Regions from separate parts of the Mus musculus genome. Here region 2 is linked to region 1. Evidence: chromatin contacts called from ENCODE Hi-C or POLR2A ChIA-PET data. All regions are on one chromosome and are shown on one strand. The core of a region is the stretch at or near the end of the contact, and the rest is flanking DNA. Distances in the headings are between cores, read along the strand shown.

Region 1 (6,732 bases), core at 1,617-4,116:
AGTCTAAGGTGATAAGTACCTAGCAACCTTAGGGGGCTGAAATGGGGTTTTCTAGTTATCTATGGTATGTATATAATAAACCACTTCGACCCTAGTGATTGTAAAATGTGGTGAGAATTTTGGTTTCTTTAAAAACATAGAAATATTATAAGAATGTGTTTTCATTTTAATCCCCAGTGTGGTATGTGGGGTTGCCCACCGAAGCTGGCTATGATCTGCCTCATGCTCTAGCCAGGGTGCCATTTTGTCAGCTGCAGGTAGTCTTGGCAAGTGTGTGCTATTTGGAATTCTGGGGACTTTTCCGAGCGTATATAAATGCTAGGGCCCCCGAGAGGGAGAGGTGGGGTTGGTGGTGGTGGGTTGTTGTTTGCTAGGTAGTTGTGGGAAGTGAAGAAACAAGAAGAAGAAATCAGATATCCTGGTGGCAAAGATCAACCTTGTCCCAAGGAACTTGATGCCCCTACTACTCACCCCGCCTGTGACCCAGGCTGTGTCCTCTTGACCAAGGCTCCCAAGGGCATCTTGCATGTTTTAATAACATCTTCTGTTTCAAAGCCATAAAGGAATCAAGAGGTCTGTTCCCAAATTAAAGACAGAGTTCAAATGCAGGGCTTGTGCATGCCTATGCTTCTCTGCCAAGCTGCTCCCAGCCCTCTTTTTAAATCTCTAATTTTGACTATCAGCATCTACGATTTTACAGCGATGGATATGTTTGTCTGACACCCTTCATCTACTCACAGAATCTGCATCCCGGTTCTGATTCTGATGAAATATCCTAAGAGATCTGCATTCTTTCACGAATCCCTTGAATATAGATGCTGGATAAAATATAGGTATTCACTTAAACTGGAAGTGGAGATAGATAATAATGTTTTAATAGGTCATAGTGAATAGTTATATAGTTTTATACGAAAGGGATCCAAAAATATATTTGAGCCCGAAAACTAATGTAGGATTTGCTAAAGGAACTATGTTTTTTCTTTTTCTTTCTTTTGTTGTTGTTTTGTTTTTTTGGGGGGGACAGAATTTTTCTGTGTAACCCTGGCTGTGCTGGAACTTCCTTTGGAGACCAGGCTGGCCTTGATATCTGCCTGCCTCTGCCTCTCTGTACTGGGACTAAAGGTGAGTGGCACCACAGCCCAGCAGGAACTATGTTCTTTATGATCTTAAAGGGGTAGGTAAAACTACGTCATGGCTCATACATCTTAAAAACTTTCAACAGAGCATGGCTGCAGGGGCCTGTAATCCTAGCTCTCAGTAGACTGAGACAAGATTCCCTGTTCCATGTCAGTTTGGACTCCAAAGCAAAGCTCCAGTTCTACTTCTAAAAAACAAACAAATAACACCCCCCCCCCCATCGTTCCCCAAAACAAAAACAACCAAACAACAGAAATTTGAGTTCACTGCTACCCACCAGCCTCCACCCCCACCCCCTGTCTTGGGAGATAGAGAATCAGTGCAAGTTTAAATCCAAAGCTAACAAGTTATTGTTCCAGGCCAGCCATGCCCATAAGTAGGACCCTGACTCAAAATCAATCATCAATCAATCAATCAAAGGGTGTTTTAGAGGTTTCTATGTTTTTTTTTTAAACTTGATAAATCTGTCAACCCTATTTTGAGGCTGACTACAGCTTTCCCAGGTTTGTCAATTATAGCCTAAGAAATCACAGGACTGAAGAAGTTTAAATGTGTGTATGGTTAATCAGTTTCACTGGATTTAAAGTGCATTTCTCCATTTGTTTGACATGCATTCTCAGACTACTAGAAGAATTTGGTAGGCAAGCCAAAACATTTAATAGATTCTTTTTTTTTTCAATGCAAAAATGGGGAAACGGGGCTTGAATGATTGCTCAGTAAAAAAATGCTGGCAACTACCTTTGATCCCAGCACTAGCGAGGCAGAGGCAGCAAGATCTCTGTGACTTGAGGCTAGCCTGGTCTACAGATAAAGTTCTAGGAGAGCCAGGGCATGTTAAACAAATTTTTCTTCTTTTAAAAAAAAAGAAAAAAGAAAATTGTCCCAGCACTCGGGAGGCAGAGGTAGGCAGATTTCTGAGTTCGAGGCCAGCCTGGTCTACAAAGTGAGTTCCAAGACAGCCAGGGCTATACAGAGAAACCCTGTCTCGAAAAACCAAAATTTAAAATAAAATAAAATTGGATAGGGGCTGGTGAGATGGCTCAGTTGATTAAGAGCACCGACTGCTCTTCCGGAGGTCATGAGTTCAAATCCCAGCAACTACATGGTGGCTCACAACCATCCCCAATGAAAAAGAATCTATGAGCTAGGGCTGAGCGAGTAGAGCAGGAGACAACAGGGCCAGAGCAAGAGGGACAGGCCTGGAACTCACACTGTAGACCAGGCTGGCCTGGAGCTCACAGAAATCCACCTGCCTCTGTCTCTGCAGTGCTGGGATAAAAGTGATGGGCCACCACATCCCTCAATATAGATTTTCTTTGTTTGAGACAGGGTCTCACTCCATAGACCTTGACCTCAGGAGATACCCCTGCCTCTGCCTCCCAAGCGATCCATTCCAAGTGCACCACCATGCCCCGTCCGTGCTGTGCACTTTTGTGAAAAAAAGATCAGTCCTAAAGTTCGTTGATCTAAAAGATCAATTCTTAAAGTTGAAGAGGGCTGTCGTCGAAAAACTCACTGAAACGAGACTGTGTTGGAGAGCCACAGCACGCTGGATAAAACACCACTCCAACTACCGCCCAGCTTCCCCGGTGTCTCGTCCTTTAGGAACAAGCACCCAGCGCCCCTCAGACGCTCCGCGCTCTTTCTCCGCAAGTTTTCCGCCTGCCGCATTCCTTCCCGGGCGCGTCGGCGCGTCGCGCGTTGACGTCATGACGCACACACGCAGCCCCGCCCATGCAGAGCTGAGAGCCTGGACGGAACTGGGCTCGCTCTCCTGTTGGGAATGTGAGGCTCTCGGTACGGTCGTGGTCTGCGTTCGTCCGGATCTTCCGTGGCCGCCGCTACCGCCGCTACCGCCAGCACCATCTGCCCTCAGGCCGCGCGCGCACGCAGAGGCCCGGCAGCCGGGTCCGAGAGGCGCGCGCACGCCCGCTCGCCCGCGTGGTCGCCGCCCCTCGGAAGCCTCCGGAGCCTCACACGGGTTCGCTACGGAGGGAGGCGGAGGCCTGCGGGAGGAGGCGGAGGAGGAGCGAGGGAAGATGGCGGCCGTGGAGCTCGAGTGGATCCCGGAGACGCTCTACAACACCGCCATCTCCGCTGTCGTGGACAACTACATCCGCTCGCGCCGCGACATCCGCTCCTTGCCGGAGAATATCCAGTTCGACGTTTACTACAAGGTACAGGCGATCTGTTCTATCGGACCCCGCCGCTGCTCCTGGGCCGCACCCCCTTCCACGTCCACGGCCCGGCCTGTAGCTCTCGAGGTAGCGTCGGCTGCGGTGGCCGCTTTCCGATACGCCGCCACCCCCGCGTCTGCCTCCCGGTCTGTGCGGCCCGGGGGGGTTCTTGTGTGAGAGCTATCCGCCATCCCCTTAGGGGCCCCAGGGTAGGCCTGCGGGAATGCCTGACCCAGCCGAGTCCCACCCGGTCCTCTAGTCGCTGGGGTATTTTCTGTCTTCTCTAGTGTTTGTATCAGCTGGACTTTTTTGTTCCGCTCCACCCCTAATTCTCCCTACTTTGTCATCTCGTCGATCCTCTTTACCCGAGTAACTGCTTTCTTTCTTTTTCTTTTTTTTTTCCCCTCCCTTCTCTAATCCGAGTTTCGTCCCTTTCCTTTCTTTCAATCCGAAATGATTTAGTTAGGGCTTAATGAAAATGGTCTGTGGGCTTCATTTGCATATCCTTGAAAGCTTTTTTGTGTGGTTTCTAGGTTTGTTTTGGTTTTTCGGTTTACACTTTGGGTTAAATTGGGAATTTTACTAATAGATTAGTAATAGACTGGATCTTTAGAAAGGACGCAGTGAAATTCCCTGAAAGCAAGAAGTAGAAATCTGAATTATACCAATGTGTATGAAAAGTGCGATTTTGCAGCATTCTTGCGTCGCTCCCTCTCAAAAATCTGCACAGAAAGTCCCAAGTTGCTCTCCAAGGAGTTTCAAGGGTAAGTGTTCATAGACGTGGACAATTTTTGCAGTGTTCTGAGAGGGAGGAGAACTTTATGGACTCGGAGCCTCCCTTTTCCTCTCCCCCACGTTTGAGTGTGAACACTGGCCTTATTCAGGGATCCTTGCTTTGAGTCAGCGAGAATTTCAGTTTCCAGTAGCCACTTTTGCAAAATATGACCAGTAGAGCTTTTATTTTTAGATCTTTAGTATTACTTGATTAGTTAGTTGTCTCCCAGCAGTGTAATTTGATATTTAGCAGATTTGTATATTCTTATCTTTGTTCGGTGTTTTAGGGCGTTTGTTTTATTAGAGAGATTGTCTGCTTTTTCCAGCTTGAGAACATTCTTTCAGAATTAGCAACTGACATACTGCAGTCTATAAACCCTGCTGCTGCTTTGCACCAACCCTTACTTAACAGGTAAACTCATTTCTCTCCTAAATACCTGGAGAAGATTCATCTTGACAGCATGTGTTAAAATTTTTCGATTTAGAAGGAAACCTCCCTCCATTCCAAATGGTTTTGATACATTGATTACTTGTGTGTGACTAATGTTAGTTTTATGCATTTAGGCTACATCGGTACCAAGGACAAATTAATTTGTTTTGCTCAACCTGGAAAACTGCTGCAGTATGTGCTATTTCTGTTGATTTTATTAAGTCATATGTATAGTGTACACCTTCTAGAGCAAGTCACTGGGAATCTAACCAGTAAAAATACCCTTACTCTCTGAATTCTGTCAAAATGCTTTTAGTATCTTTTAGTACCCTCCACTGAAATTAAAGCCTTTCCTTTGAAGATTATTGTTAGTGAGTATGCTTTGGCCTGTGTCCTGTCTCTGTGTAGGTCAGAGTTTTCATATTGCTTTTTTGGGAACATTTTATTTTTTAGTCAGATACTTGATGTGGACCTTGGTGCAGGGCTTGGAGCTGGGTTAAATACGGTCATCTGTTACATTTGTTTACGTCTTATAACTAAATTCACCTGTATAGTAGAGTATAACCCTGCAAAAACTTGTTTCCTTTTTTTTTAAAATAAGAATTACTTGTTTTATTTATGAGTACACACTGTATCTATCTTCAGACACACCGGAAGAGGGCATCAGATCCAATTACAGATGGTTGTGAGCCACCAGGTTGTTGCCGGGATTTGAATTCAGGACCTGGAAGAACAGTCAGTGTTCTTAACTGCTCAGCTATCTCTCTAGCCCTTCTTTGTCTTATTTATGCTTTTACTGTTCTGGAAGTTGAATCTAGGGTCTAGTTCATGCTACACAAGCAGTCTACTACACTACATCCCCAGATTTTTTTTTAAAGAGATGTATTTATTTATTTATTTTATGTATGTGAATACATTGTAGCTGAACAGATGGCTGTAAGCCTTCATGTGGTTGTTGAGAATTGAATTTTTAGGACCTCTGCCTGCTCCGGTTGTCTCCGCCATTCTGGTCAACTCTGCTCACTCAGTCCCTGCTTGCTCCGGCCCAAAGATTTATTATTATACATGAGTACACTGTAGCTGACTTCAGATGCACCAGAAGAGGGGGTCAGATCTCATTATGGGTGGTTGTGAGCCACCATGTGGTTGCTGGGATTTGAACTCAGGACCTTCGAAAGAGCAGTCAGTGCTCTTACCCGCTGAGCCATCTCACCAGCCCTTCTCTTAACTTTTTATGTATTTATTTTAAGACAGAATTTTTTTGGCGGGCCTGGAACTCTATGAAGACCAGACTGGTTTCTTGACTCAGAGATACACCTGCCTCTGCCTCCTGGTGCTGAGATTTAAGGGCCTTAGTGCCAGACAAATCTCCGTGAGTTGAGGCCAGCCTGGTCTATACATATGTGAGGAGTTCCAAGCTAGTCAGAACTATGCAGAGAGACCTTGTCTTAAAAAATTTATTTATTTAAAGATTTTATTTATTTTATGTATATGAGAACACTATAGCTGCCTTCAGACACAGCAGAAGAGGGCATCAGATCCCAGTACAGATGGTTGTGAGCCACCATGTGGTTGCTGGGACTTGAACTCAGGAACTTTGGAAGAGCAGTCAGTGCTCCTTTTTTTTTTTTTTTTTTTTGGTTTTTCGAGACAGGGTTTTTTTGTGTAGCCCTGGCTGTCCTGGAACTCACTTTGTAGACCAGGCTGGCCTCGAACTCAGAAATCCGCCTGCCTCTGCCTCCCGAGTGCTGGGATTAAAGGTGTGCGCCACCACGCCTGGTGAGAAGACTTTTCTAAGTGTGAAGCCAGAAGCCATATGACCCTGCTTCAAGTGAATGAGGTGGTCAGTGTCCTGAGGGACAACACTCAATGTTGTCCTCTGTGTCCCATGTGCCCAGTCAAAATACAACCTGAGAGAAAAAAAGAATATTAATTAATAGAAGCTACTACCATGCTTATGGAGTACAAACTGACATATCTTTGTTGTTTTTGGTTTTTTGAGACATGGTTTCATTGTATAGCCCTGGCTGTCCTGGAACTCAAAAACTCTGCCTGCCTCTGCCTCCTGAGTGCTGGGATTAAAGGCATGCACCACCACTGCCTGGCTGGCAACATATCTTTTTGGTTTTTCAAGGCAGGGTTTCTCTGCTGTCCTGGAACTCTGCAGACCAGGTTGGCCTTGAGCTCAGAAATCCGCCTGTCTCTGCTTCCCAA
Region 2 (6,732 bases), core at 1,705-4,204, 42 kb before region 1:
TTGACTCATAATTCAAAACTCTCTAGTCCGTCTCTGGGAAAGTGACGCTGGCAGGAGCTTGTGGTAGCTGGTCACACTGCTTCCGAAGCCAAGAGGCAGAGAGGGATGAGAACATGCCTTCGGCTTTCTCCTTTGTCTACCCAGGAAGGGCACTGCCTAGTTTTAGATTTCTGTCCTCCCACCTCAAGGACCCTATGTCAGCACACACTCTCACAGGCGCCCAAAGAGGCTAAATAGTTCCTTGAAGGGATGCTTCTAGGCTTTACTCCTGGAGAGGGGTTGGGGATTCCAGATCAGTCAAGTTGCTAATTAACACTAGCCACCCTGCCAGGTTGATCTTTAAGCCATGTGCAGCTATTCGAGTGGAGTCTAACATATGTACGCCTTGTAGAACCAGCCCAGAAAACTTCTGCTTGGATTCTGTTGACCAGCTCTTAATCACATGACCATATCTAATTTACAGAAAGCTAAGAAATTAATTCATTTGTCCAAGTGGGCCATATGCTCAGATTAAGACCTTTGTTGCTCTCTGAAAAGGCTGGCAATGTATGCTAAACCTCTCAGATGGTATAAACAAAATGGAACCTGTTATTCTGATTCCTGAGTGTCCCATGGAACTTAGGGGTCAGGAAGCCAACCATGCTCAATGAGAACCTTGACAGGACTGGTCAGGGACTAAGGAAGTTACTCTCCTCGTCTTTTTAGGCGCATGGAAAGTCTCAACTATGCCATCCTTGGCAGACTAGGTTTTGCTTGCCCGTTGGCTCACATCCATCCACTCAGCAAGTATTTACTGAACACCTCCTGTGGGCTAGGACTTTTCCAGGCACTGGGAGGAGAGAGGGAGGGAATCAGACAAAAATTACATGTCTGAGTCCCTGGAGCCTTCCGGTCCTTTCAATTCCAAAGACTTGTCCCATCTGAATTTCCTATTTCTGCTTCTCAATCTAGCTCCTCAATAGGAGAGTCTGGTGCTACAACCAGCTACAAGGTTTAGGTTGGGGTTATTCCAGCTCCTGACCTAGAAACAGCTCCAGGGCCCACTGTGCCGCAGGTGACGGAAAGGTTGCTGTACCCCAGCAAAATAGTCTCTTCTTCTGTGCTCCAGGGACCCCTCAGCTGTGCAGAGATGTTGGTAAGATATCAGGTGGACTCAGAGAGCTGGGTTATCCTGACAGTGGTGACAGTCCTGGCCCCCATGCTGAATTTGGAGAAGGAAAGAGTTAAAGCCAGCATCCTCTGGGGAAACTAAGGCAGAGAGCCAAGGAGTGTGAGTGCAACATCCCTCTGAAAAGAGGGACACAAAAGAACACAAGGCACCCAGAGACAGGGAGACAAGTCAGGAAGCTGGATTAGTGAAGATGGAATCTAGAGGAAGCCCAGCAGTGGGGCTGGTAGGGCCATCGATCCAGTGACACTATCAGAATGCGTCTTTCTTCATCCAGTGTCAAGTGTCACCTATAGCACCAACACTAGGTGCCTCTCCAGGTAGGGTGAGAGAAACAGCCCCTCAGCTTGCTCACTTGCTATCTATCTATCTATCTATCTATCTATCTATCTATCTATCTTCTGTCCCTGTCTCTCTTTCCTTCCTTTCTCCTTTCTTTCTTCGGTTTTTTTGAGGCCCTGGCTATCCTAGAACTCTCTCTCTCTCTGTAGAGCAAGATGGCCTCGAACTCACAGACATCCACCTGCCTCTGCCTCTGCCTCCCAAGTGCTGGAATTAAAGGCATGAACCACCACCTCCTGCCCCACCCCCAGCTCTTTCTAAAGTAAAGAACTTTCTTAGAAACCCTTACCAAGCCCGTGTGTCTGCAAGCTAGTCAAATGGATTCTTTCTGTTTTTCTGCAGTATTGGAAAGAGAATCCCGGACCTCACATGTGGACAGCAAGGGCTCTGTCTCTAAGCTACATTCTCAAGCCACATCTTTTGTTTGTTTGCTTCTCTCTCTCTCTCTCTCTCTCTCTCTCTCTCTCTCTCTCTCTCTCTTGACCTGGATGTCCTCACACTCAGAGATTCACCTACCTAGTGGTGGAATCAAGGGCGTGCACCACCACTGCCTGGCTTCAACCCACATCTTAAAGCCAACAGTTCTCAACTACAGGCAGTGTTTTCCCCAAAGGGACAATTAGCAACATCTAGAGACAGCACTGGCTGTCAAAATTGGGAGAAACAGCTACTGACTGGCATCTAGTGGGTAGATGCTGGAGTTACTGCTAAACATGGTTGAGTGCAGGGGCAATCTCCCACAGTGGAGAGAGGATGGATACTGAGGCTAGAAAATGGATTTTGATAGTAAACCTTCTCTCTGTTGTGGCCTCCCACAGGATAAGACCCTGGGTGAAACCAGAAGTTGGTCATGAGTGTCTAGAAAGGCAGAAAAAAATGTCCTTCTCAAAGCCAGAGGAAGATTCTCAGAAGCACACATGATTGAGAGTGTGGAGTGATACAAAGAGAACTCATCATCTGAAATCACCCATTCTGGGGCTGTGGCTCAGCGGTAGAGGACTTATCTAGCATGCACTAAGGCCCTGGGTTCAGCTCCCCACAGCACTGCAGAAGGCAGCAATATCATCCAGTGAATGCATCCAAAAGGGATACAACTTATCTTTTACCCAGGATGTTCCAGGAGAGCAGCGCTGATGAATCATAGATGAGGAAGTGAGGTCTGTGGTAAGTGACAAGGAACAGGCTGTGATTCCAACACAGGCATGTCCTGTGGGACCCGTGTCTGTGAACAGGAGAAGGGCAGTAAAGGGCTGTTCTAGGAGAGCAGTGCGGATGAATCATAGGTGAGGAAGTGAGGTCTGTGGTAAGTGACAAGGAACAGGCTGTGATTCCAACACGGGTAGGTCCTGTGGGACCCATGTCTGTGAACAGGAGGGCAGTAAAGGGCGACCAGAACAGAGACTGTTCTTAATTATGTGCATGTGTGCACTTGTGTGCTGGTATGTGAAGGTGAGTGTGCGTGCACATGTTCTCGGAGCCCAGACAAAAGTGGCAGATCACCCTGGAGTCGGAGTCGGACTTAGAGCCATTTGTGAGCTACCCAATGTGGTTACAGGGAACCCATTTGGGTCCCACGAGTCCTCTTAATCCCTGAGCTGTCTCTCCAGCCCAGCGGCCATCTTTTAAAATTGCTGAAATACACAGAAGATGGAGAACAATAAAAAAACAGAGAAGGAAAGTATGGGGTGGACCCCGAGAAAAGCCTTTTATATAAAATGCTATAAAGCATCTGGGAACCTTGACCCCATCAAGGACTCCCCCTGGGTGCAGATTCTGACTCATTAGGTCTTGAGGAAGAGTACCCAAGACCTGCTGTGTCTTTCCACTTGAAAGGGAGCCTTGTGGTGCTTCGCTCAAACTCACTGCACTCCCGTGATCTTGCTTTAACTCACCTCCCAGCTGGAGCCTTCAGGAATGCAGCACCATTCTCACCACCATAACTACATTCCTGTCTGTATGTTATCTGATACAAGAGTTTGCTGTGGAGCTTAGGCCTTGAGCTCACAATGCCCCTGTCTCAGCCTCCTGAGTACTGAGATTGTAGGTATGCACCACAGTATCTGGCTCACAGTCTTTGTTGCTTTGTTTGGGAGGCAGGGTCTCCTACAGCCCAGGCTGGTCTCAAACTGTCTTTAAACTTACTGCGGAGCCAAGGCCAGCCTTGAAATCATGGTAGTTTTCCTTCTAAGTGGTAGAAGTATTCCAATGAGCCTCCACCATGCCAGCTGTGTCTATGCTATGTGTATGTTATTACCCTCCTCCTCCCCCCTCCCCCTGCCCCTCCTCCTCTTCTTCCTCCCTCCTCCCTCTTCTTTTTTCCTGGTAGGGACTGCCCTTGGAGCCTTATACATGCTATGCAAGGCCCCAACCATTCGTCTATATCTCCAGTCCTGTATTTTTTCTATCTGTCTCAGAATCGCAGACCACTTGTAGCCTCATTATTTGTGTCTGTCTGGAAGAACAAAGCTACAGTGAGTCAACAAACAGCATCCCAGAAGGCCTAGCAGCTGCAGGTTATGTTTTTATTTTTTTAATTTTACTTTTTGTGCCTACGAGTTAAGAACAGTTTTTGTATCTTTAACATATTACATTTTAAAACACGTGGATAGCTACACAGGAACCCTGTTTGTGCCTGTTGACCCACAAAACCTAAGCTATTCACCTATTTTTCCTTATAAAAATTACGTTTCCATTTCCTGATTAGATTGGTACGATAACTATAAACACTCTGGGTTTGTTTTCCAGGGCCTCTCACGCTGACCTGAATGCGGACGGAGTCTTTCATTACATAGCCTGTAATAACCAGTTCACCAATTCACCGTCCTACACAGAGTTCAAAGGAAACCAGAGGCATGGGTCACCACCTCTGGAAGTTTGCCAGTGTGGTCTTCTTCTGATTGTTTGTTCAAATCGCTGGTCTATTTGGGGGGAGTGGAGAGACTCACACACCTGCAATCCCAGCACTTAGGTAGTAGAGACAGAAAGAGTACATGAGTTCAACTCCAGTTCTGGGACTGCCAGAGCTACCGAAGAACTTGGGGGTTTTTGGGGGGGGGGCGTGGGAGGGAGGTGAGACAGGGTTTCTCTGTATAGCCCTGGCTGTCCTAGAACTCACTTTGTAGACCAGGCTGGCCTTGAATTCAGAAATCCGCCTGCCTCTGCCTCCCAAGTGCTGGGATCTCATTACAGATGGTTGTGAGCCACCATGTGGTTGCTGGGATTTGAACTCAGGACCTCCAGAAGAGCAGTCAGTGCTCTTACCTGTTGAGCCATCCCTCTAGCCTGGAGAACTTGTTTTGATAAATAAATGAATAAAGAAATGCCAATGTGGCTCAGCAGGTAAAGCTCTTGCCAAAGCTCTTGGTGGGGGAAGGATATGCGTTCAGATTCTAGAACGCACAGACAGCCAACCCCAGTGAGTGCATTCCTAAGTCCAGCATGTAAGGCAGAGTGGAGGATTCCTGGAGGCTTGTGGGCCTGCCAGCTTTGGAAGCAAGGACCAACACCTAGGGCCTCTGACATCATAGATTGCTGTGCATTTATGCATGAACACACATATACATGTCTTTGTTAAAACAAGGCTAAATTGTTGTGATAGTGTGCATACATTTTCTTGTTTGGATTTTCTGCTCTGTGCTTCAGCATTGTGAGCATACATGAATCATTACTGGTGTTGTAAGCCGAGTTGCGGGAAACTATTCTTGAGATAAGGAGTCTTCTCAGAGTGTTGCAATGAGCTACCGGCTCTAATGAGATGTTTCATCAGGGAAGGACTTTACCATAAATATTTCTGCTTTTGTGGCCTCCATGTCTTCTGTCCTCAACTCCGTAATTATTTACCTTCAGGAACTATCAGTTGCAGCATCAAGAGAGATCATGGGGGCGGGAGAGATGGCTTAGTGGTTAAGAGCACTGGCTGCTCTTCAGAGGACTCGGGTTCAATTCCCAGTACTCACATGGTGGCTCACAACCATCTTAACTTCAGTTCCAGCTCATCCGATGCCTTTTTCTGACTTTTGGGGGCACCAGGCACATACAAGGTGCACACACACCTACATGCAGGCAAACATTCATCATACCCATAAAATAAATCAAAGAGAAGCATTTTAATTTAAGAGAAATCCCAGGGACTGGAGAAATAGCTCAGCAGTTAGGATCACAGCCTACTCCTCTAGAGGAGCCAGGTTCAATTCCCAGCACCCACATAATGGATCATTACTGTCATAACTGTCTATGATTCCTGTCCCAGGGTATCTATGGCACTAGGCATGTGCATGGTGTACATATATATGCATGCAGGCAAAATATCCACACACATAAAATGTATCTTTTAAAAAACAGGGAGGGGGTGAGAGAGAGATGGAGAGGGAGGGGGGGGAGAGAAAGAGGAGATAAAATGGCCATGCACCCCCTCAAATAATAGCTGCTTCTTCTTCTTCTTCTTCTTCTTCTTCTTCTTCTTCTTCTTCTTCTTCTTCTTCTTCTTCTTCTTCTTCTTTTTCTGGAAGAGCTTGCTCCTGTGATTGGTGCACGTTGGCAGGACATGTGCCAGGGTTTCCTGCACTCAGTTCTCAAGAAAGCACACCCCACTCTTAGGAACAGGTATAGAGTTTCGTGGTATTAGTGAGAGGCTGTGAGAACTACATTGTTGGGCGACTCTGTCATGTGAACGTCGGGAGTGGAACTGTACAGACTCAGAAGGTACCTGTCAGTCCTGGGTGATTCAGCCTCTCGACACAATCCACAGATGAGGCGTAACCCGAGAGATGAGGCAGCTCTTGGTTTCCTGTGGCGTACTAGTCCATGATAAACATTTTTCTACAAGGGGAGTGCACCCTAAAATAAAGATGCTGATGAAAATAACCAAACTAACACTTGCCGAGTCTGTGTGGGGCTTGAGGTTTAATCTCCAGCCTGGGAAAATGTTTAAAGTGTACAAACTAATAAAGCTAGCAGGAGTCATTGGTTACCACCATCGGGTATCAGGTATGGTGCATGCCTGTGCCTGCTATACTTGTGTATGACTAGCAGTCCAGCAGGTTTATTCACACCAGCGTCACTTCATATGCATGAGTGATGCATACTACAAATAAATAGCTTGACTGTAGGACAGGGATATTATTTGGAGAGTGGGACTCTTTCAGCTCAGTCACAATCTTACAGTCTCCATTGTACAGGGGTCTGTCTTTGTCTAAAGTGTTAGCTAGTGCATGACTGTATAT

Evidence for each region. Hi-C counts contacts between places; a loop is a spot of excess contacts on that map. ChIA-PET counts read pairs that join two places held with the same protein, here RNA polymerase II (POLR2A).
Region 2: POLR2A ChIA-PET joins it to region 1 with 29 read pairs in Patski. The contact joins the enhancer-like site here to the promoter of Appbp2 in region 1. A Hi-C loop is called at or near these places in 1 of 37 maps with a recorded cell type or tissue (mouse trophoblast stem cell). POLR2A ChIA-PET finds 5 or more read pairs at or near these places in 4 of 5 experiments (Patski and embryonic stem cell).

What each region holds. Positions count from the first base shown.
Region 1 is chr11:85,231,254-85,237,985 of GRCm38, reverse strand. It overlaps Appbp2 (amyloid beta precursor protein (cytoplasmic tail) binding protein 2), which reads left to right and starts at 2,866. Exons shown (of 13, transcript NM_025825.3): 1 at 2,866-3,314. The coding sequence starts at 3,177. It overlaps Appbp2os (amyloid beta precursor protein (cytoplasmic tail) binding protein 2, opposite strand), which reads right to left and starts at 2,820. Exons shown (of 4, transcript NR_028329.1): 1 at 2,654-2,820; 2 at 739-846; 3 at 472-575. It overlaps Gm38935 (a long non-coding RNA gene), which reads right to left. Exons shown (of 4, transcript XR_003949582.1): 4 at 5,264-6,428.
Region 2 is chr11:85,273,838-85,280,569 of GRCm38, reverse strand. No RefSeq gene overlaps it. Among named protein-coding and RNA genes, the nearest start is that of Ppm1d, 34 kb to the left of the region's middle. Within about 2 kb of position 2,954, at least 1 of the 3 ENCODE cell types and tissues checked has a DNase peak (open chromatin) inside an H3K27ac peak, as active enhancers do.